Linked DNA regions of Homo sapiens: all the other regions are linked to region 2. A link is a loop called in an ENCODE intact Hi-C map of the cell type or tissue named here. Cell type or tissue: chondrocyte. All regions are shown on one strand.

Region 1 (8,000 bases), 530 kb before region 2:
CTTACAATAATTGATTCATTCCATACTTGAAACCCACTGATCTCATTACAGTTATAGGAAGGCATTTTAGCTGTTGCAATTTAGACTTACCTCAAAGAAAAAAAAAAGGCACGCTCTACCCACTTCGGATTTCTGCAACATGTGAAATAATTAGGTCATATCATGTATCAAAATAAAATCCTGTTACTGACCTTTCTAGACTCAAAAGGCTGCCCTGGAAATATACAATAAAACGTATTTCATTTTGAGCAATATTTGCATGGTTGAGAATGACACTGTTGTCAACTATTAACTTCATGCACCTATTTTTCCATTAATAATTTTACTGTATTAAAATAACCAAAACACAGGTTTGAACTATAAATTCTAATATTTAAGTCAGCTTCTACAAAGAAGCTCTCAGTTCTAAGAACCCAAAATATGAAATGTAGTATATTAAGGATACCTACTAAATATTATTGAAATCCTGACTCATCTTCAAAGGTATATGCCATATTTCTTTATTTCATATACTGTTCCATAAAAATTAAAGAATACATTTTTAAAACCAACTGATCATATTAAACTATGTCTTAGAACACTGCATTTTTTTGAAGGCTTTGATAAAAATGCAGTGGGTCTTAAAGAACACATAGAGAGAATTATTTTTATATGCTAATATTTTGAACATTTAAGAACGCAGAAAATATTTGGTGAAATACTGGTTATTTAAGGGAAACTGAACTAGCATTTTTATTTCGTAAATCATTTAAAGGCTATTTAAAAATAAAGGGGTGTTGCACATCGCTTCTAGTTATGTTCTTTTCATTGAACTTTCATTATTGCTGCAAAGACTTTAAAAAAAAACTATAGTTTATCACATAGTAATTTTATCCACAGCAGAAAACAAGTTTTATAAAGTTAAAAAGGACATTTTTGCAAGAAGTATTTTCAAGCACTTATGACAAACTACATGAAATAAATAAAATAAAAACTAGGTTGTGTGCACTTGAAGTTTATTGCTTAGGAAACATTCTCTTTAAGCTAATATAATCATTTCTATGACTTACCACTGTTTAGCTATGGGGGTGGGAGACATTTCTCTGGTGGGGAAAAAGAAACTTTGAGTTTTCCTGTCAATTGTGAATATTCTTGATTTGGCTGATGGGAGTCTTGATCTCCCAATCCTAATATCTTCAAGTGCAGGGAAATCTAATTCATTAACTTTTCCAAGCATTTTAAAAGTTTCTTTTCATCAGAGACCATTTTGACCTTCTTTATCCATACCACTCTAGAGATCAGAAATACAAATGACAATAACAGATACCCATTAGTAGCTCAGAAGCCCACGCTGTATGACTGTACACTCTAAAGGCAAATTATCTTTGTACAAAAATATCCATATTTTAAATGAACCGTTAGACACTGGATACCACAGTGACAAGTATCCTAAGATCAGCATAGGATCATTTTAAAATGTTCTAATCTTAAAAATGTGAGATATGAAATATTTTAAAATGTATTTACGCAAAATGTATTTTTAAAATACCCTCAGATAATTTACTCATCTCTATTCTCCCACTTATATGTTTAAATTAAATATTAAAAGTAAAGTCAAGTCCTGAGAAACGACTGATTTCAGCACAAAGGATAACTGTTGTTCTTCAAGTTACTTCAAAATTATAGGAAGAACTGTTCTTTTCAAAACTTGTATTGCTTGAGCAAAAATGTATTTAATTTACATATGTGTTCCTTTTACTGAATAACCCTTTAATAGTTAGTTTAGTGAAAACTGTGTTCTAATAATCCAAGGAATAGTATCAGATGCACGTATCAAGAATTGTTCATCCTTACCAATAACTATATTTTAGATGATTTTTTATTTCCAATATTAAAATAAAAATGTTTACAGTTCCTTTGTTTAAAATAATCATTTTATAATTAGTACCTAATATTTGTAGAAACAAAAGGGAATTTGTGTTTCAAATTTAGAATGTATTGAAGTTTTTAGGAGATAATAAATAATTTAAAGAATTTTAAAGATTAAGACAAACGACTATTTTTCAAGGTTATCTATGTTTGTAAGTGGTGGTGTTAGGTTTTCTAGACTTTAAATTTACAAATTTTAGTTTCACAAAGTTGTATTATACCCACACCAAAGGGGAGAAATGTATAAATTTGAAAGTTTTTTCGAACCTTTAAAATAGAAATATTAATATGAATGATTACTGTGACTTTCTTTAGCCAACTATAAGTAACTTCATTCAGGGAAGATAAATTAGTAAATCTCAATGCTTTAAGTTTTTTAAAATAAAAAATTTAAAATTAACCAGAAAATCAATTTTGAAGTACAATATTAGTGAGAATAACTATAAAGATCTATAAAATACTTTAAAACCGAATCCATTAGAGGTGAATATTATGAGATAAATTTTCTTTAAAATTACCTAATTTTCTATTAGTTATGCCGCTCTCTTTTGTCTCAGAGTTTCTATTTCATATACTCTATTTTATATATCTTACTGAAATTATAAAACATACACTGTCCTGAAACAAATATCAGTCAGACATTTCAAACTCCACTGATATCTAAAATGTCCTTAGAAAAAATAATAGAAAAGACTTAAAAATAAATCTGGAAAGACTGGCATTACAATAAGCTTTTCGTTAACTAAAATAATTTATTCACTACGTTTTTATTTTCAATATTTTGTTGAAACAGAAGGCATTTATATATGTACTCTTGTTACTCTTGTAGAAAAGAGATTCCCCCCTTTTTCAAGCATAATGAATGTACTGAAATCACTCTCCCGTCACTTATATAATTGCAACCATTAATAAACATTTGTGTGGCAATATTACCAAGCAGCACCTAAAGTAAATACATACTTTACGAATTCTGGATTATGTTCTCAATTTGCACTCCATTTCCTTTTTCCACTTGGTTATATTTCCCTCACTTCCCTTGTTTATTTTCATAATCACACCTTCCCCGACCTGTCCAAAGAACCATAGTGGTTACAGTAAAAAACACTGTACAGAAACATTTTCTACAGCCAGTTTATGAGAGTATTGATTCATTTTGGATACTTTTTCTTGCCACTCTACTGCTTTTCTGCCATTCTCACACGTGCTCCTTATCCAGGGCACTTACATGAACTCCCCTCCTCTCTCTGCTGATTTCATCGTCCCCCCCACCCACCATCAAACATTAAACCCCTTGAAGGACTACTCCCAAATCTCATTCTGTAACTGGATACATTAATTTTAAAAACTGGGTTTCTCGTGAAAGTTGGCTTTGTGATTAGGTGTCTTAGAAAATTCTTTGCACTGGGAAACGGACTATATGGGAATTTCCTTATGTTTTCTTTTTCTCTCCCCACAATGCCACATAAGGTGCGATTCAATATTTTTGATAACTTTAAGGGCAAATAATATTTCATGTTAATTCCTATTTCCTGAACAGAATTTTAAAGCAAAATAATATGCAGACAGTAACCCCCCAAAGATGGTTTAAAATTTTTTTCTCATTTGCATAGCAAGATTTAATTTTCATCCCTTAAATATGACGAATTGCTGAGATTTTCTCCAGTTAATGCTTTTAACAGCTCCCAATAAACTTCATTAATCAGGCAAGCTCGAGGCCCAATGTGTAGCCTGCAAGCAGCTAATTTGCTTGATGAGACCCCGACTTCAGTGAATAAACAGGTGTATAATCTGAGGGCTTTATGGCCTTAATTACAGTCTAATCAGTTCAGCGGTTGGCGGGCAAAAGAGAAAGAAAAAATGGTGGGGGTGCGGGGGGAGCTCAAAGCCACTTTTCCTAAAATAGGCGACATGTCCTCTTTCTTAATACACCTCAACGACTAATCTTCAGTTTCTTCTCCCCGTCTATTTCCTCCTTCCCGTCCTCTGGCTGTTTCTCCTCGGCCTTCCCTCCGCTTAACCTCTGCGTTCCCGCTCCTCCTTTCTCGCCGTCTTGGCGTCTCCCCGGGAAGCGCTCCGCTCCCGGGCTCGGGCTCGCACCTCCGCGATCCCGGTTTCTACCGTTCCTCGGGCGGCGGGGTCACTTTGCTCCCCCTCTTGTTGGCGTCCCCCCTTCCTCCCCTCTCTTCTAGCCCTCTCCGCTCCCCCCGGCATGTCCCGCCCCCGCTCCCCGCTGCACATCCTCCCTGTCACCCGTGGGCCGCCTGACAAATCACTTCAAGGGCAGCCGAACTTTGAAGGACAAGACAAAGCTCCGGCATATGGTCCGATCCCCAGATGTTTGTCTTTCTTCTGCCGCAGCCCCCCACCTCCCCCTGCCCGGGGTTCGTCGGCAACCCAGCTCAGCACTTCCTTCTCCTTGCGCCCCGCGCCGCTCCCCGCTCCCCCACCTCCAAGTTCCCCGCCGAGGGGGAAGTCGCTTAATTTTCCTCTACGGCTTTTGTTTCGCCGGCCTCCCTCTCTAGCCGATTAGTGGGGGGCAAGGCGAGGTTCCTTTAACCTAACGAGGTCTGTGGAACTCCGCCGTGAGAGTCTCCCGGTCGGCTCCCGGGACGTGGGGTGCGGAGAGGCCGCGACGCGGCGGGACAGGGCAAGGCCCCGGCGAGGTGCCGTCCCGAGACGCCGTTCGCGTCCCCGCTGGGGCGCGGGCTGGGGCCGCTCTGGGTCCCGGCGCCGCCCGGGACTGGAGGGCGCGCAGCGGGTCGGCGGCTCTTCGGCTTCCCTACCCGCTCACTCGGGGGCGCACTGGCACCCCCAGGCCCCGGCCGCGGAGGAGCGAGCCTCCCTCGCCCCGCAGCGCGACTCCGACTGGGAAGCCGCGGCAGGGGTGATGGAGGAGACACCCCCCGTTTGGGCGGAGGGAAGCCGCCGCACCCCGGGCAGCGGGGAGGGGTCCGGCGCTGCGCGAGCAGGGTTGGCCCTGCTCGACCTGGGACCCCTGCTGGGTAAAGTGCGGAACAGGACGGGGAGGAGGGAGCGACCCGCGCCGGGCCAGGCGAGGGCGGACTGGAAGCAGCGGGGCTCACGCGGGAGCGCCTCAAGGCTCTAGACCATAAGCCGAGCCCTACCGCCTCGGTGATGAGCCCGCACCTCTTCCCTATTTCGGACCGGCCAGACCTCCCACCCAGTCTTCTCGGTCCTGCTGATGACCCGTTGCTGACTAAAACTGTTTTGGGTCTAGAGGGTCGCGCACGTCTGGCCACCACAGCTTTGGGGCGAAGGAATTGGGTTTCACTTAGTCAAACTGCCCCGCGATTTACTTTCTTCCTTCCCCTCAACCTGCATCCCCTTAGCGGTGATTGATCCGTAAGAGCCCAGAGAAAGTCACTCCCCCCGCTTCTTAATCAGCTGCCTCTATCTATTTATAACCACACAACTTTGCTGGCGGTAGGTCAACAAAGGCGTGGAGAGCGGCGGAGAGTCTCCGCAGTGCAAACAATGAAATAAACGGGACGTGTCTGTTTGCATATACGTTACCCGGTGAAATCCGATTGTCCTAGGACAAACCAGCGCTCAAAGGCTGCAGTCATTTTATTTCTCCGTAATTTTATTTGCCTACATTTAAGGAAGTAGAAGGTACTAATCCTGCACGGCAAAAATAGAAGGGCATCCGGTAAACAGTCTACTCTCTTCCACGAAATGTTTTAGAAGTCTGAGCATGTGATGATGTCCTGTACAGTGAATTCTGGTTCTGACAAAAATGCAAATTCTAACCCGAGAAACTGAGTTTACATATTCAGATGTTGTTTTTATTGTTACCGTTCCCTCCCCCGACCCCACACCCTAGGTGGGGAGAGTTTTGGAGTTTTTACTTTTTGTTTAGTCCCTACTGTCACCATTCTTTAATAGATAATGTTATTTTTTAAATAAAAGTAATTAGTCATTTTAGAAACGCAGACTCGAATTATGTGAACAAAGTGCACAATAAAATATGTTATCAATATTTTTACTGGTGTAATGGAAAAATATATCCTACGCAGAAGGATTAACTCGAATAAAATATTGACTACTGTAAAATAGAAACTTCATGGTTTCACCACATATATTTTCGGTAAGTGGCTGAATCAGCAGAAAATTATTTAAAACTACACTACAGTTACAATGTCTTAAAAACAGATTATGGCACTACCTCAAACCATGTAAATAACTAGATCGTCATAGTAAAACAGAGGTTTCCAAAAAACATCAGGAAGAACTTAGAAAATTAAAAAGTATTTTTTTTCGCTGCTGTCCTCAAATAAGTTAGGTAGGTTCTACAGTCTTTGTGGACAATAGGTGAGCCTGGACCTTTTGTTCTTTGTGTGTGTGTGATCATAAAGGAACAAATGTCTGTTTTGCGACTAGAGAATCAGGCATCTCCAAAAGAATAGCCATGCTCAGCATCCTCTGCTTATCTAAACTAAATTACAGCTTAATAATATTGCATCCTGTGCTACCCGGATGCTCTCACACACCTGAGTGGACCAGGGCATTTTACTGCCTAATTTCTCTTTTGTGTTATGTCTTGATAATTAAAATGCATTATTCCTTCTTTTTCAAAATACAATAGGAATCCCTCATCTCCTGCCCCCAAGTTCTGAAAATTCTCAGACCGGCCCTGGAGAAATACAAATGCACAAAGCGACAGGCGAAGCAGGCCCTGTGTTCAGCACTCAATCATTTCCTGTCACAGGTGCAGCCTCTATGCATTATCCTGCCATGATTGATAGAGTGGGTTTGTGCAGACCAGGGGAGCTGGGGAGGCTCAGATGGGGTCCTGTCATTTGGGCTCCATTTCATACTACCTGTAGGGAAAAGGAAATGCTTTGCAGGGATTGGCTGTTTAGTGAGTTTTAAATTTTAGTTTCTCATATATAATAGAAAGGTCATATTTTCTAAAAGTTAACTATATCTTTAAGCTTTATCTTAGAGACAACTTCATTCTGGGAAAAACAAAACAGCCAATGGTAACGCAATAGATTTCATTTCATTTAGAGTTGATATGTTACAGAAGTACACCCACAACCTAATTTCCCATAATTACATTAAGTATGTAGAGTTATTTCCTTAAATCTTAGTCTTTAAACAGAAGAAAACCAAAACATTTTTGGTTTATACCCATATTGAGATTGATTTCTATATAACAAGGCTAAAAAATGCACTTACATCATTGCAAAGCACTTTACTACACGACAAATTTTGTTTTGTTATTGTCATTCAATAATACACTAAACATACAGAATACAATACAAAATAAAGCAGAAATATTTATCGTGTTAGATTGTGGCTATTTTTCATTTTAGCTGAGGACCAGATTTTTGAGTTAGCTGTTGCTATGATCAGTCAAGATCTTAACTAATTAATGTAAGATCAAAGTTGGCAACCATCTCACCAGTGTTATGTAAAACTGTAAAATCCTCTAGGTCCTTCATTTCTTTTTGAAATGGCTAAAGGCAAAATGATTTGCATAAGGAGGTCTCAGATTTTAAGATGTAAAACTTCTTTCATTGGGATTATTAAGTGGCTTTCAATGATATCCACAGATGTTCATGCACCCACTGCAATGCTTTAATATTTTTCCTTGTGGTTTTTACATACAGCCTGATAGATTGTTTAAAATGATAGGAGTGGGAAATGAAATGGCCTTTAAAATGTTCCCAATTTTTTTGACACCAGAGCATTCTATCAACACATCTCCATTTTATAATTGCAGCAAATGCTACTACATTTCTCTGAGAAATTTGCCAACTAAATTGTTACCAAACATCAAATTATCCTTTATTTTTCTTAAACTGACAAATTACACCCAAAGAAAAGAAGGATTAAACATTTTAGCTTCCTAGAAAACAGACCTACAATCTACAAGGCATTTTTGGTTTTTCGTATTTTCCCTATTACAGCAATGATCTGGAAAATACAACAATTTAAAATTCTGAGCGTCCACATAATCATTTGGAGTAAATGTTTATATAAGTAGCATTTATAAAGAAACATTAATAAAAGGTAATTCATATTGCCATTTTCTCTTTTTTATAAGAATTAGAATGAAAAGGGAC
Region 2 (8,000 bases):
AGCTAGGAATTACTAGAGAAAGTTAACAACAACAACAACAACAACAACAACAACAACAACAAAAAGGCCAATACTCTGTCAAGTGACAATGGAACTGCCACTGGAAAACTGTAACTGAGACAGTGAAAGAGATCTGACCTAACCAACTCCATCTTGCTTCTAACCTTCAAGCTGTCCTCGTTCATTCCTGACATAGGCTGAACTAACTTTGCCAGGAACTTAGTTTATAGTTTAAAACAAAGATGATAATAGGCCTTTCCCAAGGCAAACCCCCTTCTTGCCTGGGGACTAGACTGCCTTTGTTGGAATAACAAATTAGTTAAAAGATTAGAAATTATGGTTTGGGAGTCACGCAGCTGGAGGCTATAAGATTCTGACCCTCCCTAAATGGCTCCTGGGGATAATATCAGTATTGTAAAACCTAAGATCAGTGCTAGAGATATTTTGCAGATGCTGCACTTGATGGATCAGCTGGCACCACCCAGATTGATAAACTGGCTCTGACCTTGTGGCCCCCACCCCAGAATTGACTCAGTGCAAGAAGACAGGTTCCACCCTCTATGATTTCATCTCTGACCCAACCAATCAGCCCTCCTGACTCACTGGCCTCACACTAACCCATCAAATCATACTTAAAAACTCTGATCCCCTAATGCTCAGGGAGACAGATTTCAGTAACAATAAAACTCTGGTCTCCCACACAACCGGGTCTGTGTGAATTATTCTTTCTTTATTGCAATTGCCGTCTTGATAAATTGGCTCTGTCTAGGCAACAGGCAAGGTGAACCCACTGGGAAGTTACAACAACTGCCTACTATCTTTTGTTCACCTTATGTCCAGGACAAAATTTTCAGTCTCTTTGATGGGCTGGCCAAAACATAAACACACACCAAACATTCCCTGTGGGAGCAACTTTCCAGAGTATTATGTCAGTCGGGCAACCCACACTCCTCCTATTCTTTGTAGTTCAAAATCTCCTCCTGTATTTGCTGCTCACTTCTTGGAGTTCCAGATCCTTCCTCTTTGTTAGGCAGAGGAGCTTCTCGTTTCCACATTGGACTTCCAGGCCTCACAGGACTCAGATACTAACCTAAACACTTAGGAATGTATTTTCTCAACCAAGTCATCTTTCAGCTTCAGCGTTATTCTGATGCTAGCCATTAGGAAGAAGCCTTTTTGTCCGTACCTTGTTACGAAAACAGAAGACATTGAAAGAAACCAAGGAGACTTTAAATTGTTTCCCACAACTCTGTTCCCTACATGTTAACGGATTTGGGACAGTACACTCAAGCCATTTGGACCTCTGGATCTTGGTGCTTGTTGCAATTTAATTAAATCAGCTTAATGGGAAGAAAATTTTGTTTAGTGACAGTGAACAGCGGAGGTTTTAGAGTTAGATTAGTTGGCTCTGATAATTCATAATTGACCTCAAGACATCCGCCTGCCCTGGCCTCCCAACGTGCTGGGATTACAGGCCTGAGCCACTGTGCCTGGCCAATTAATTGTTTGTTTGGCACTTCATCAGGCTTTTCTAGAACATTGTTCTATAGCTCTAAAAATATAGATTATCTAATAAATAGATAATTTCTACATTAACTTATAACATTGTGATAACCAAGTGAAATATCATATGTAGTTGTTCCTGGTGCAATCCCTCATATATAATCAGTCCTCAAAAAATACTGGTTGTTTCCCTTTCTGTCCATGTTACTCTATTGTTGTTATTATTTATTTATTTATTTATTTATTTATTTATTTATTTGAGACAGAGTCTTGCTCTGTCGCCCAGGCTGGAGTGCAGTATTGCGATCTCGGCTCACTACAACCTCTGCCTCCTGGGTTCAACTGATTCTCTTGCCTCAGCTTCCAGAGTAGCTGGGACTACAGGCGTGCACCACCATGCCTGGCTGATTTTTGTAATTTTAGGAGAGACAGGGTTTTGCCATGTTGGCCAGTCTGGTCTGGAACTTCTGCCCTCAAGTGATCCATCTGCCTCTGCCTCCCAAAGTGCTGGGATTACAGGCATGAGCCACTGAGCCCAGCTAGTATTGTAATTATTTTTTAAAAGCCTATATTCCATACAAGGATGTGAACATCATGATGGATGGGGCTTATTTCATTTATATATGTCATAAATACAGCACCTGCCACATACTCTAAATAAATAGATAATTTCTATGTTTAGCTATTGTTAGTATGTTTACTTAAACCAGGGCTACAGATTTATTGAAAAATTCATTAATGTGAGTCTTCAACAATTATTGTGTTACTATTATTTGTATGGGGCTATCATAGACGTTGGAGACAAAAATAATGGTGAGCAAAATAAGAGACACTGTCTCTGCTACTAGTTTAAGAGGGGAGATAGATATTATCTCATAAAAGAATGTAAAATTGAATTGTGATCAGTGCTGTAAGAGAGGTACGTTGTGAAATAATGATGTAGTAGGTGAGATAAACGTTAGAATAAAAGCAGCTCAGCAAGACCCTATCTCATTGACATATTTTCCATTGGTCTGTCATGTCACTGTATTCCATAATAGTCTAATTCACTTTTTTGCAGTTTCTTTTAAGTTACAAAAACTCCTGGGGCAATGCTTCTTTAAAATGAAACTCTTCCTGGGCAAGAAGTTTGGCTGTAGGGAGATGAAGAAGACTGCTAGTGGTTTTCTTACCCGTTATCTATTAATTAATATATTGGTACTAGTTACCGTGTCAGAATGGTTTAGACACTTTCATTTTATTTTATTTTATTTATATTTATTTATTTATTTATTGAGACAGGGTCTTAATTTGTCACCCAGGCTGGAGTGCAGTGGTACAATGTCGGGTCACTGCAACCTCTGCCTCCCAGGTTCAAGCGATTCTCCTGCCTCAGCCTCCGGACTAGCTGGGATGACAGGCATGTGCCACCATGCCCGGCTAGTTTTTGTATTTTTAATAGAGACGGGGTTTCACCATGTTGTCCTGGTTGGTCTAGAACTCCTGGCCTCAGGTGATTCGCCCCCCTCGGCCTCCCAAAGTGCTGGGATTACAGGCGTGAGCCACCACACCCGGCAGATACGTTCATTTTAAAAAGGCGAATGAGTCATAGAACAATTGAGTTTAGTGATGTTTGTAAAATAACGGAGGCTCAAATCCCTAGGTAGATGGGACACAATCTGAGTTCATTGGGCTAGTGAGTCAGGGTGACCCCCAGTCAGGGTATTGAACATAGGTTTCATCAAATTGCAGAGTGGTGATGTCGAAGAAAAAAAGCACTTTACAATTTTATCTATGCTGGGAGTTTCCTTAAATCATCTCACACTGAATATCTACGGCCCCTCTCTATTTAGAATTTCGTTGTATGGTAACAGAAACTCCCAATTATGTTTGCAGCCCATTAAGGGAAGAATTGGGTACTACTTAATGAATTAGGGTAATCGTTAAATCGTTAATTGGAAACTCCCGCTGAGGAACAACTGGTATAAAGTCACGCCCGCCCTTTACGCGATCCTTCTCTTCCTGACTTACCTGTTCCTAAAGTAGTACTGATTTCCTACAGTCGACGACCTAGCTTGCAGCCGGGCTAACGTGGCCATGGTCTCTTGGCCTTGGGTTTACAACTGGTGTTACTACCGGTCTCCATGGTAACTGGGCTAAACCATAGCTCACTCCCGGGGTTCGACTTTTTGTTCACTCCTCTTTTCTCTCATGCTGCTTTGACTTTAAGAGCACTAAAAAGAGAATTAAGAAATTTCTGTGTAGCACAAAAGTTTAATTTATTTGTCTCTGTCTCTACTGCGAGTAGGAAGAGGGGATTATAGGAAGGGGAAAGCAGTAAACGCGGAGAACTAATGGTTGCTCCGGGCATCCGGTTTCCGCCGCCTGTCGGCTTCCGGAAGCTCATCTCAAAATGCTGAACTGCTCTTTGGAAGTCGCCGGTGCTGTTGTAGTTGGAGTCTGTTCACGGGCCTGAGCTTCGAGGCCAGGCTCCCGGGTGTCGTTAATGTTCGGGGCCGCCGGGCGCCAACCGATCGGAGCTCCAGCAGCCGGGAACAGCTGGTGAGGCTGGCGGCCCTGGGGAGGGGGAGGTCAGGGAAGGGTGTGATTGCCCGAGGCCGCTCCGCTGGACCTGGAATGGAGGCGGGAGGGAGCTGTGATGGATGATCTGAAGACATCTAGGCCTTGCTCTCACTCATTCCTGGGATGCACGCAGTTTGAGGGAGCTCTTGGGTGTGTGCCAAAGATTTGTGAAAGAATACAGTAAATGTTTTCTGATTGCTTGTTTAACAATATTTTAGAAGTCAAGCTTCCTGTACTCCAGGAGCAATTCATCTCCTCATTGATTGTTGACAACACTAGGGACAGGAAGAATTTATCTTAATCCGGGCCTTATTCCCCACTCCTCTTTCAATATTTACCAGATTATACCAAGTCTTTTGGAAGATAAATTCCAGAAATCTAGAGTTCTGGAAGTTCAATCGTGGAAAACACATCACCCTCTCACCCCCTTTTTTAAAGAGAGAGGGTAACCTACCTGTTTCCACCCTCTTGAACATTCTATTCAAGTTAAAGTGAGATATGTATGGGGGCTTTCCAAGAACCTATAACTGTCAGGATTAAGTTTGGGGCTTGACTATGTCTATGGTATCATGTTAGAATAATATATTGCTTTGACTTTTCAAAGTATTTCCACAAATTAATACACTTTATCCTATGACAGCCTTGTGATAGCAGAATATCACAAGCACAGAAAATTCAAGTACCGTGTCCAAAGTTGCCCTGTACATTTTAATCCTAGAGCTAGAATCCTGATTTGGGGATTTCTAGTTGAACACTCTGTATTATCTGTCCTGTTTTTCTCCCAAGCCCTTTTCCTCCAAACATAACATAAGACAACCAGTGACACAAACAAGCAATTTCCCATTGAAAATCCTCAAACATAAAGTTCTGACCAACAGGTGAAAGAAATGTGGCTAAATGGTGCGTGTTCATTCCTAGATTCTGCAAAAATTAGAACATGAGGAATTCTAGTAGTCTGTGATCTCAGATAATTGCTTTTCCATCACCTATCACTGAAAAGTTAAAAGAATACCTTATCCAAAATATTTCTAGTTGGACCTGATCATCCTGTAGTTAATTTTATAGTGAATATAGATTTGATTATACTATTTGTAAATTATTACATTTTCCAGTGAGAAAAGTAGGGAGCATTTTTTAAATGAACCAGTTTTTAATGGTATAACTAGCATAGAATGAAATGCACAATTTTTACAGGCTTAATTTTATTAGTTTTGGCAATTGCATATACTTATGTAAACACCACACAAAACAAGATAATGGATTTGTCCATCACCCCACAGTTCCCTCTCAAGGATACCTGTCTTAATGTTTCACTGTTCATTATCTTGGTTAAGTCAGGGAGACAAAATGTCCTATGTAGATTGGTCTGCTCTTCCTAGGGTGCTATTGATTTGTAGGGTAGGTGACTACATCAGAATGTGATTGATTCTCTCAACTTCTTTTACCTTTAAAATCATGGTTAGGTACTGAGAGAAACCTCCTTCAATTCTCTTTAAAGGCTCGCTTGTCATACAACTCACCATTTCTTATGGCACCAGAGTATAACAAAGTGGTAGCACTTAGTATTTTTGAATGAAATTCTAAAGTCATTCCTGTTCTGTCAGAATGAATATGTTCCAGAAAACTGGATCTTTATTTTCTAGTCTATCTGTATGACTATCTGTATGACTATCTGGAATGTAAAAATTCCAGATTTCTTAATGGAATTTTCTTCTTCATTAATTGAACAGATATTTACTATATAAGTATGTTTGATCCCAGTAATAAATTCCAGTCCCACTGGGAATACTGCTACTAAGCAGTTAATTAGGTGCCAGGTTTTACAAATATGTGTCATCTCATGTAAATCTTTTGAGGTAGGTGTATCATTCTTTGCATTTTAGATAAGGTGACACAGAAGCAAAGATGGTTTAAGTAACTGGCCTAAGTATCATATTTGCAGGATGATTCCAGTATACCCCCCCAAAATTCTTAACCACTTTTATATGTTGCCTATGTGTCTGAATGAGATATAATATCTCAAGGAATATGTAACCTAGCAGTTAGATGCCCAAATTTGTTAACCAGTCTGGATTTTCTGACTTATTTAGCTCCCATCTTGACTTTTTCAACTTCTCCAGTGTGGACGTTGCTGTTTCAATTTTTAGGCACCAAATGGGTAAATGTGGATAATTTCTGTATTCAACTATGGTATTCTTTTTTTTTTTTTTTTAACTTTATTATGTGGCTTTGCTTAAAAAAAAGCCATTAAAATAAACTATATTGACTCTGGACTTTTGTTTCTGCATTTTCATTCCTATTAGGTATTTTGATTTTATTGAAATCCAGAAAACTGCATAGTAAATGGTGTGCATTTTTTTGAATTGCTTGTTTTTTGGAGTTTGTTAGTCTTGAACTTAGTTGCATACTGGCAGGTTTGAGTCAGGTTTTTGTTTCAACAATTAAGAATCAAAGCAATAAACAGTATGATTTTGTTCAAGTAATTCATTAAATTTGTTATAGCTTCTTAGCATCCATATTTATGTCAAGCTGGAAGCCTTTACGTTGTCTTTGATAATTTTTCCTTAACTTCACATTTACTTAGCTAAAAGCCTAGAGTGTCTGGCTTGTTAATGTAGCAGAAAATTTGGAATATGGATTGTCTAAAAGTTTTAGTCATTATGTTTTTCTTTTGTTTTTTGTTCAGTCATTTAGTCATTCATTGGTTTGCTCATCTGGCAGATTATTTTTTAAAATCTGTTATGTGTCAAGCAGTATGCTTCTAATTAATATTCAGTTGTCTTCATTCTCATTCCTGTTATAGGAATTCAGGTTATATGTTCAGTAAATTTTTATTGAACAGTTACTGTATGTTAATATAAACATTAAATAAGACTCATTTCCTACTTACTGTTTGCCTAATGCATTTGAATATATGCATATTGACAAGAGCTATAATGAATTACTTATTAGATTCTAAATTTTTTGTTTTGTTTTAAACTGACTTTATTTCCTATAGGCAGCTTTTTAATAGTTTACATTTTGAAAGCAATTAGAATGTAAGGAAAAGTTTGAATGACTCATGAAGTCATTAAATGAAGTAGCAAAAAAATCAGAAGCATGGTCTTCAGATTTAATAATAAATGAGCTTGCCTTATTAAATCACTAATTTGGAAACTAGGGTTAGACTTTTTTTTTCTTAAAGCCATTCACGGTTTGATTTTGAGCAAACCATGGTAAAGAGGAAAGAAAACTTCCTGAAAGTTCCTATGGTAACAAAGGTGACAAAGTAGAAGCTGCCAGGAGCACCCGTGATTGAATACAAGTTAGTGGAGCTTTTGCTTCCTTTCCAGTTTTAACGGGGAAGGATTATTTAATCTTTTTAACTTTACATATGTATATTTTTAAGGTGGAAATAGGTCAGATACATAGCATTAATTTTTTTTAATTTGGGATTTAAAATTTTTTTTTAGCTCCATAGAGTCTTCAAGGAGTCCATGAACTTACTGAAATTGTATGCAGCAATTTATATATGTCTGCTAGCCTTCCTTTTCCCGACATTCAGAGTGCTTCATGACCTCAGAAAGATTGAAGGCCTTTAACTATAATACCCTCAAGATTCCCAGTATGGTTATATCTTAAAAGCAGAATTATTTGGGATCTTTTGGTGACCAGTTTCTCTTATTTGTGGGTAGAGGTCGTTGAAACATGAAATAACTTACCTTGAACATTAAGTACCCACTCATCCTCAGAAAAATCTTTTCAAGGTAGAAATTATGCAGATTTTTATGATGAATAAACAGAATCAGAAGATAGGTAATTTGTCCAATGTCCTATAGCTAATGAATATAACTGGAATTAGCTACCAAATTCATAGCCTTGATTTCTAAGCTCATGTTCTCTGTAGTTTTCTCCCAGCCTTTTTTTTTTCCCTAGAGAATGGTGTTTCCTATTTA
Region 3 (8,000 bases), 100 kb after region 2:
TTTCTGCCACCTAGGAAGTGCTCAATCATCGTTTGTTGAAATCAATAATAATGGATGCTATTTACTGAGTACATACTGGGTTAATCACAGAGGACAAAAGAATAAAACAGTACCCCTGCACTTGGAGTTGCTCACAGCCCAGTGGAGTGTGCTACTTGGGATTCTGTTTGTGTACCGGTCCAGCGGAGTTGGGTTGTAGTGACATTATGTCCATGTTTCACAGACTGACTATGATAGACAGTATCCTATTTTTTCAGATTCCATGGTGTGGTTTAATGTCCACAGAACTCATAGTTAATACTGTGAAACAATTCAAGAAATAATTGGTGATTTCCAGTTTCTTAATTATATTGATGCATACATGCTCCTCTTGCTTTGTAGGTAGCTTCTAGAATGGTTTGTAAGCACATATGATATATCCTGCCATGTTCTCAGAGTATATGCTAGTGCTTGACAGCATCCTTTCTGTCATCAAATTTCTTAACAGTGTGCTACCCAGGAAGATAATTCAGCAATTTTTCTTTTTTCTTGTATTCTTTTTTCCTCTGTTTTCACCAACTTGTCAAAAATGTTTTAGGTGTTCATTAATGATAGTAATGAGCATCTCTTTCATTTTCTATATTTTAAAAATTATGAACCACTCTTTATGCAAAGCACTGAGTAAATTATATGCCTGTAGTCAGTTGATTCTCTTTGTATTGTCTACTATTTTTTTTGTGTACTATTTCATGAGATAGGTATTAGAATGGTTTTAATTATGCAGATGGCAGTGTGCCTTCAAAAACACCATATCCAGATTTTTGAAAGACTACAGTATTTAACCTGTTTGTGAATTACTTGAGGTATAGTCTGAATTTTTATGACTATTGTAAAATGCTAATCAGCTCTCATGAAAAATATTTGTGCTTTTGACTAATTCAGCACATGTTTCACTGTAGGCAAATGTGCCAGATCCTGGTGGCAATACAATAGTAAATAAGACATAGCCTCTGCTTTTGAGAAACATATTATTATAGAGAAGACAAACATATGTGTAATTCTAACATGAGGCAGATAATCTGTTAAGTGATATAAGAAAGATACAGAGACATATAGGAATTAAAGTTGGATAAAGAAATTACTTCTGTTTTGTGTGATCAGAGAAGCCTTCAAGGTTCTGCATCGTTATTTTGTATAAAATTAAATAAAGTGTGTGTGTGTGTGTGTGTGTGTGTGTTTGTGTAACTGGGCTTGGGAGGAGGTGCGTTCCCTTTATTTCTTCCAACAACTGAATACCATGTATTCAACTGGTCTGCCTCTTCAGGTTTTCAGGCCCTTAGAATTGGCCAAGAAAAGCAAATCAGCTGTAAAACATTCAATTTAGAGACGATTATTATAGCTAAAATACTTCTGTGTTTTATTTTAACTCATGACCTTTACACTAATTGAAAAGCATCAGAATTATCAGCCTATACAGTCACTAATAATGTCTTTGTGGAAATTATTGAATTAAGTTTTATAATTTAGACTAAGTACCACAGGCTTTAAGTAACTATTTTTAAACATTGAGTGTTTTGTAAACTAAATATGTATCTGCACTTCTGATACAATCACGAGAAAAAAATTATTCATTTGATTTTTATTTTCAGTTAATTCACTGAAAGAAGTGGTGATGGCCCCAATAAATAAACATCTTTGATGGCATGATTTTTCTGTGTACACACCCTCCTTGCTCCCAGTCCCACCAACCCTACAAAACTCCTTATTCTTGCTAGCATCTACTGTAACATTTATTGTCATCTTATTATTGAGATTGTACTTTGCATTAGACTGTGAAACAATTAATACAAATAATAATAGCTAATACACACTGATCTATGTGCTTTACAAATGATCTCTTTAATTTTTGTAATAAAGCAATGAAATAGGTACTATTATCCACCCCCATTTTGTAGATGAAGCAATTGAGACAGTCATAACACTGAAACATGGAGAAGTTAGTATTTGGACCCAGGCAGTCTGGCTCCATAGCCCAGTTTTCATCTCTGTGCTCTTCCATTATTAAGAACTACTTTATACTGGAGGGGAAAAAATGATGAAATCCACAAATTTCAGTTTATTTTGTTAAACTTGGTGGATAGCATATTTCATTGTGATCACTGCATTGGATAACAAGAATTACTGCTAGGACTCCATATTACTTTGTTTTCTAGACTTACCACAAAGGTTATGTCTTTGTCACTGTTGATTTTGTAACCTGTAGATTGAAAAGCATGACATACATTACATTGTATTTTTTTACTATGAAACAGTGAAAAAGCTTAAACTAGTATTTAGTACTTTACTACTTGTGGATACATTGGAAGATTTTTATCTATTCTAATTTGTAAAGATAATTCCTCTATTCATGAGTATGTTCTAAAGAGTTGATGTCAGTTTGTAAGTGTGGAGAGCAAAAAGTTAACTCTTGGGCGAGATAAAATATACCTTCTTTATTTACTACATTTGTTATTTCTCATGAGCTTCTGACTGTTAGTGCCGGGTGTGGGGAAATTGGGAAAGAAGTACATTGGTGGAGGAACAGGAATCTGGGAATCATCTTAGTCTGTTTTGTGTTGCTATAACAAAATACCCAAGACTGAATAATTTATAAAGAAAAGAGGTTTATTTAGCTCACAGTTGTGCATGCTGAGAATTTCAAGGGTACCGCACTGTCTTCTGGTGAGGGCTCTTATTCTGCCTCATAACATGGAGGAGAAGGTCAAAGGGGAAACAGACATGTGTGAAGAGAAAAACCTGAGCGATGTCCTGGCTTTATAACAACCCACTCTGGAGGGAACTAATCCATTTCTACAAGAATTAATCCAGTCTTCCAGCAGGAGAACTCACTACCATGCAGAGGGAACCAAACCATTCTTGAGGGATCCCATGACCCAAATGCCTCCAACTAGGCCCCACCTCCCAATACCATTATGCCAGGGACCAAATTTCAACATAAGTTTTGGTGGGGACAAAACAAACCATATCCAAACCATGGCAGGAAGTGAAAAAGATTTTCCAGTTACAGTTATCTCTGTATAAACTATTTATTTGGGTAACTCAGCCCCTTTTTAACAAATGCTTGTTCTTGCAGTTCTCCTCTGTCTCCATCTGATTCTCTCCATGGTGGCACTACAGAGCTTATGTGTCCTGGGGGTAATTATAGGGGAATCTTTTACCTCAGATCCATGCATCATCTGTCTGTCCAATCACTGTTCTTTGCCTTGCTGACCTCTAGCTGGTCTGGACTGAACACTGGCACCACATTCACTTCTGTGAGTCTGGTTCCATTTGGCCTTTGGGGGTATTATTCTGGTATTCATTACTGAAGCCCACAGATTCCAGCCATTTGCCTCGGATCTTCAAGTCCCTTTGCTTTCTTGAATCCCAAGACAGTCCTCACCCTGGTCCCCTCAAGAGGGTACAGGAACTCCTGGATCACCTGTCTCACACTCAGACCTTGGGGAACCAACAGCATTCTCTCAGGCTATCTGTCTGGCCTCCTCCTTCCACAAATGCAGCATTTTTACCTCTGTGCCCTGTTGGACAAGGTGCCAGTTCAAATGTGGCACCTCTTCTAGACATGTTACCTCCCTGACTGTACCTCAGGGAACAGACATCCCTCAGTCCCCCCATGCTTCTCTGACCTTCCACCTTACTTTATGCAAGAGGCATGGAGATCATTAGAATGTTGGTTTCTGACTTACTCCTCCTACTTCAGCCTTAGTTCTCCTTTTCATTCACCAAGGAGCAAGAAAGGGCAGGATGCCTCAGGTCCTAGTCATCGTAGGCAGAAGGATTTGCCTCATCCTGCTGTGTGTAGAAGAAACTATGTATCTTCAAGCTCTTGATACAGGATCTAGAAAGCAACGAGGAAGTAAAGGCAAAAATATGGAAATTTAATACATGAAAACGTTATCTTGTTTGTGTCTTTTTAGTTATTTTTACTTGGCTACCCTTAACAGAGTCTGATGATGTCAATTAGTCATGAAAATCTGGCTTAATTTTTAAAGACTTGAACATAGAGATTATTTTACAGGATGAACAATATTCTTAGATTTCTGAACCTTTGTTGCCTATCCAACCATTATTTTCCATGAACTTCTAGTCAGGTTTATTTCCTCATTTCCAATATATATACCCTTTTGATTCATAACTTGTTTATGCATACAGTCACCCCTCCTTCCATTGGCTTAGATCCTAGCCAGCTCTAACACTCAGCATAAGTCTCATCTCCTCCAAAACCCACATTTGCTAATTTGGGCTTTAATGATTTTTTTTAACTTCCGTTGCAGTTATAACTAAATGAACACAGTTTAGTAGTTGTTTAATCTTTATATAGTTTTATGTTTTAAGTCTGCAACATATTAGCTAGTAGGGTTGATATTGTGCAATTCATTAGAATCTTCCATGTAGCACCTGAGTGCTGGACATATGAAGTAGTTGTTCACTATCTCCTCTCTTATTAGTGAATTCCTGGTCCACCAAATGACTTGTTGTTTTCTAGGACTAAATGTAGAATTTAATAGATATAATTGGCTTCATTATTATTAAAATTAGGGATTGAGCTTGGTGTACATAATAAAGTATCCAAATAATGGTGGCTCGAACAAGAGAGGGTTTTGTTTTGTTTTGTTTTGTTTTGTTTGTTTCCCTCCTGACATAGAAAGGCACGTAGTGGCTTGGTTATCCAGATAAAAGATGCCATGGTGGAAACCTTTGATTCTTTTGGTCTTTAACTCCTAGTCAAAAAAAAAAAAAAAATGGATGTTATTGGCCGTATCCCAGGCACCATGAAGTACAAAGAAGGGCACAAGGCACATGCCAACTGAGTCAGTCACTTAAAGAACTTTCCTTAGAAGCTTCACCTGGTGACTATACATACCTCTTATTGTCCAGAACTCACCTCACAGGAAGTGAGTTATCTCTGGCTACCTGACCGACTTTATAAACCAGTGCTTTCCAACCTTTTTGACACCAGAGACTGGTTTCCTGGAAGACAATTTTTCCACAGACTGGGGGTAGGGGGATGGTTTGGGGATGATTCAAGCACATTACATTTATCATGCACTGTATTTCTATTATTAATGCATTGTAATACATAATGAAATAATTATATCATTATTACATTGTAATACATAATGAAATAATTATATCATTATTACATTGTAATACATAATGAAATAATTCTACAACTCACCATAATGTAGAGGTAGTGGGAGCACTCAGCTTGTTTTCCTGAAACTAAACAGTCCCATCTGGGGCTGATGGGGACACAGTGACAGATCATCAGGCATTAGATTCTCATAAGGAACACACAACCTTGATGCCTTGCAGGCACAATTCACAATTGGGATCACACTCCTGTGAGAATTAAATGCCACCACTGATCTCTCAGGAAGCAGAGCTCAGGTGGTAATATGAGCAGTGAGGAGCAGCTGTGAATACAGATGAAGCTTTGCTTGCTCGTCTGTTGCTCACCTCCTGCTGTGTGTGGTTGGGGTTCCCTGCTATAAACAACCAGATTTGGGATAGACATTTACTTCTATCAAGGTAAAGCTAATAAGTATTTCAAAAATATGACAGTCTGACTGTGATTATTTACTTAGAATAGATATTGGCCAAAAAATGTTAAAAGTTTTAGGTTATTTGGGATTTTTGTTGTCATTTATTGAGTATGTAATATGCTAAGATTATGCTTACACTGCTATTTGTTAACTAATATTTTACCTCTTTTTAATTAACTCATTCACTCATTTATTCATACCGCAAAGAATAGTTTGCAATATGTTGTACTTTTGTACTTTTTCCCTCCCCCATCAAATCATGATTACATACTTTTTTTTTAGCTATGGAAATTTTTAGTGCAATTAATGGTATAGTAAGGTCTTGAACTGCATCACGTAAGATTGAATGATTGAATGGTTGCCTGCATGTTTGTTTTAGGAGAACAGCCTGTACAGAACAATATTTTAAGTGTTTTGTTTGCTAAATATAAACCATATTAAGTTGTCAGTTTAAAAGTGTTGAGACTATCAGCATTTTTCTTATAAATTACTATTGGTCCTTGAGATTCTTAGAAACGCTCTTTTAATTATAAAAACCAGCTGTAATTTTTTCCCCTGATGTAAATTAAGGTTTTATGCAACACCACTATCAGGTTAAGAAGAAATTGACTAGTTTATGAAAACACTTTGAAAAATAGTAGAAATAATACCCAGTTCAAAAAGTATGCACAATGGATGATATGACACATTGTTGAATAATGTGGAAAGAAAATAAATTTTAGCTGCCAAAATGTTGATCATGTGATTTTGAGTACCAAAATAATTTAAGTAGTTTGTAAGCAAGCACTTAAAAGTTTTCCTAGTCTGCTTATATTCTTAAATAAATTTTTAAAATGTGCATGTAGAATTTTTTTCAAAAAGCTATATTAATAATTTGTTATGTCCTCAAACATGTTTGCTGAGTCTCACCATTATCTTCACTACCGTATTGCCCTCTGACCTCTTCTGCTACCCCCCAAAAAATTAAAAAGAAGACAATTAATTTTACATGTATTAAGCTTCAATATGCATAATTCTCCCTAGGAATGAACTACTGAGATCTCTTTTAAGTCTTATCTTTTATATAATAGGCTCTATATAACCTAAGCAACAAGGAGAAAATACTTTCTGGCTTTTATTTTCTATGTATGTGGGTTTTGTTTTTTAACCTTTGGTAAAATTGTGGGAAATGGGAATGAAGACTTTAAACATAAAATAGAATGTTTATTCATTGTATGAAATTCTTTAAAATAGTTGAACATTACTTTTAAAGAATGACTCAAATGTCCAGAGAGATAAAAAAGATTTTTATAAACAAATTCCTTGGCAGGAACTACATTATGTGCTATGTATTTCAGGATAATAATAAGGGCTTACTGTGGGTCAGTGTGTCATATCCCAGTGGTGTCTAGTGAGATGGAGGGTTATCTTATATGTCAGCTAGATAACCCTGTGAACCATTTTGAGCAGGCAAGATAATGGGACTGAATTCTGAAATGAAGGTTGAAATATACTGGAATATTGTTACATGTGAGAACAATCACTTCTTAAAATAAATGTAGTCACCTTTTGACATCATTAGATATATTTGCTAATAATTTTTAATAGAGTATATTTAGGTAAATAGATTGGGTAAAGGATGAAGTGAATTAAATATATGATTATATATTTAAATAGATAAATAAAAATTCCAAATTTTCCCACACACGAGAAGCTTTTATTATTAGGAAGCTGCTGAGCAAAAACTGAAATCTCCCTCTCCCCTCTCCCCTCTCCCCCCTCCCCCTCCCCCCTCCCCCCTCCCCCCTCCCCCCTCCCCCCTCTCCCCTCTCCCCTCTCCCCTCTCCCCGGTCTCCCTCTGATGCCAAGCCGAAGCTGGACTGTACTGCTGCCATCTCGGCTCACTGCAACCTCCCTGCCTGATTCTCCTGCCTAAGCCTGCCGAGTGCCTGCAATTGCAGGTGCGCGCTGCCACGCCTGACTGGTTTTCGTATTTTTTGGGTGGAGACGGGGTTTCGCTGTGTTGGCAGGGCTGGTCTCCAGCTCCTAACCGCGAGTGATCCGCCAGCCTCGGCCTCCCGAGGTGCCGGGATTGCAGACGGAGTCTCCTTCACTCAGTGCTCAATGGTGCCGAGGCTGGAGTGCAGTGGCGTGATCTCAGCTCGCTACAACATCCACCTCCCAGCAGCCTGCCTTGGCCTCCTAAAGAGCCGAGATTGCAGCCTCTGCCCGGCCGCCACCCCGTCTGGGAAGTGAGGAGCGTCTCTGCCTGGCCGCCCATCGTCTGGGATGTGAGGAGCCCCTCTGCCTGGCTGCTCAGTCTGGAAAGTGAGGAGTGTCTCTGCCCAGCCGCCATCCCATCTAGGAAGTGAGGAGCGCCTCTTCCCAGCCGCCATCCCATCTAGGAAGTGAGGAGCGTCTCTGCCCGGCCGCCCC

The links. Peaks named below come from ENCODE experiments on the same cell type or tissue, not always from the same donor. Only the 100,000 strongest peaks of a DNase experiment are listed, where the experiment ranks them.
Region 1: a loop joins it to region 2, with 2.7 times the contacts of the local background. A loop is called at or near these places in 2 of 110 quality-filtered maps.
Region 3: it touches region 2 in a loop (2.1-fold over the local background); 5 of 110 quality-filtered maps call a loop at or near these places.

Annotation. Positions count from the first base shown.
Region 1 is chr1:218,161,598-218,169,597 of GRCh38, reverse strand. It overlaps LOC105372923 (a long non-coding RNA gene), which reads right to left and starts at 4,541. Exons shown (of 3, transcript XR_001738467.2): 1 at 4,356-4,541; 2 at 2,869-2,976; 3 at 979-1,270. In chondrocyte, CTCF peaks have their summits at 4,553 and 4,753; a DNase peak (open chromatin) is centred at 4,177.
Region 2 is chr1:217,626,960-217,634,959 of GRCh38, reverse strand. GPATCH2 (G-patch domain containing 2) reads left to right here and starts at 3,870. Exons shown (of 10, transcript NM_018040.5): 1 at 3,870-4,044. The coding sequence starts at 3,989. SPATA17 (spermatogenesis associated 17) reads right to left here and starts at 3,616. Exons shown (of 11, transcript NM_138796.4): 1 at 3,514-3,616. The coding sequence starts at 3,581. RefSeq lists enhancers at 3,592-3,831, 3,862-3,931. In chondrocyte, CTCF peaks have their summits at 3,688 and 3,888; DNase peaks (open chromatin) are centred at 3,576 and 4,029.
Region 3 is chr1:217,524,261-217,532,260 of GRCh38, reverse strand. The region is part of intron 5 of GPATCH2 (G-patch domain containing 2); the gene reads left to right. Among named protein-coding and RNA genes, the nearest start is that of GPATCH2, 100 kb to the left of the region's middle. In chondrocyte, no CTCF peak of the experiment used is centred here; no DNase peak of the experiment used is centred here.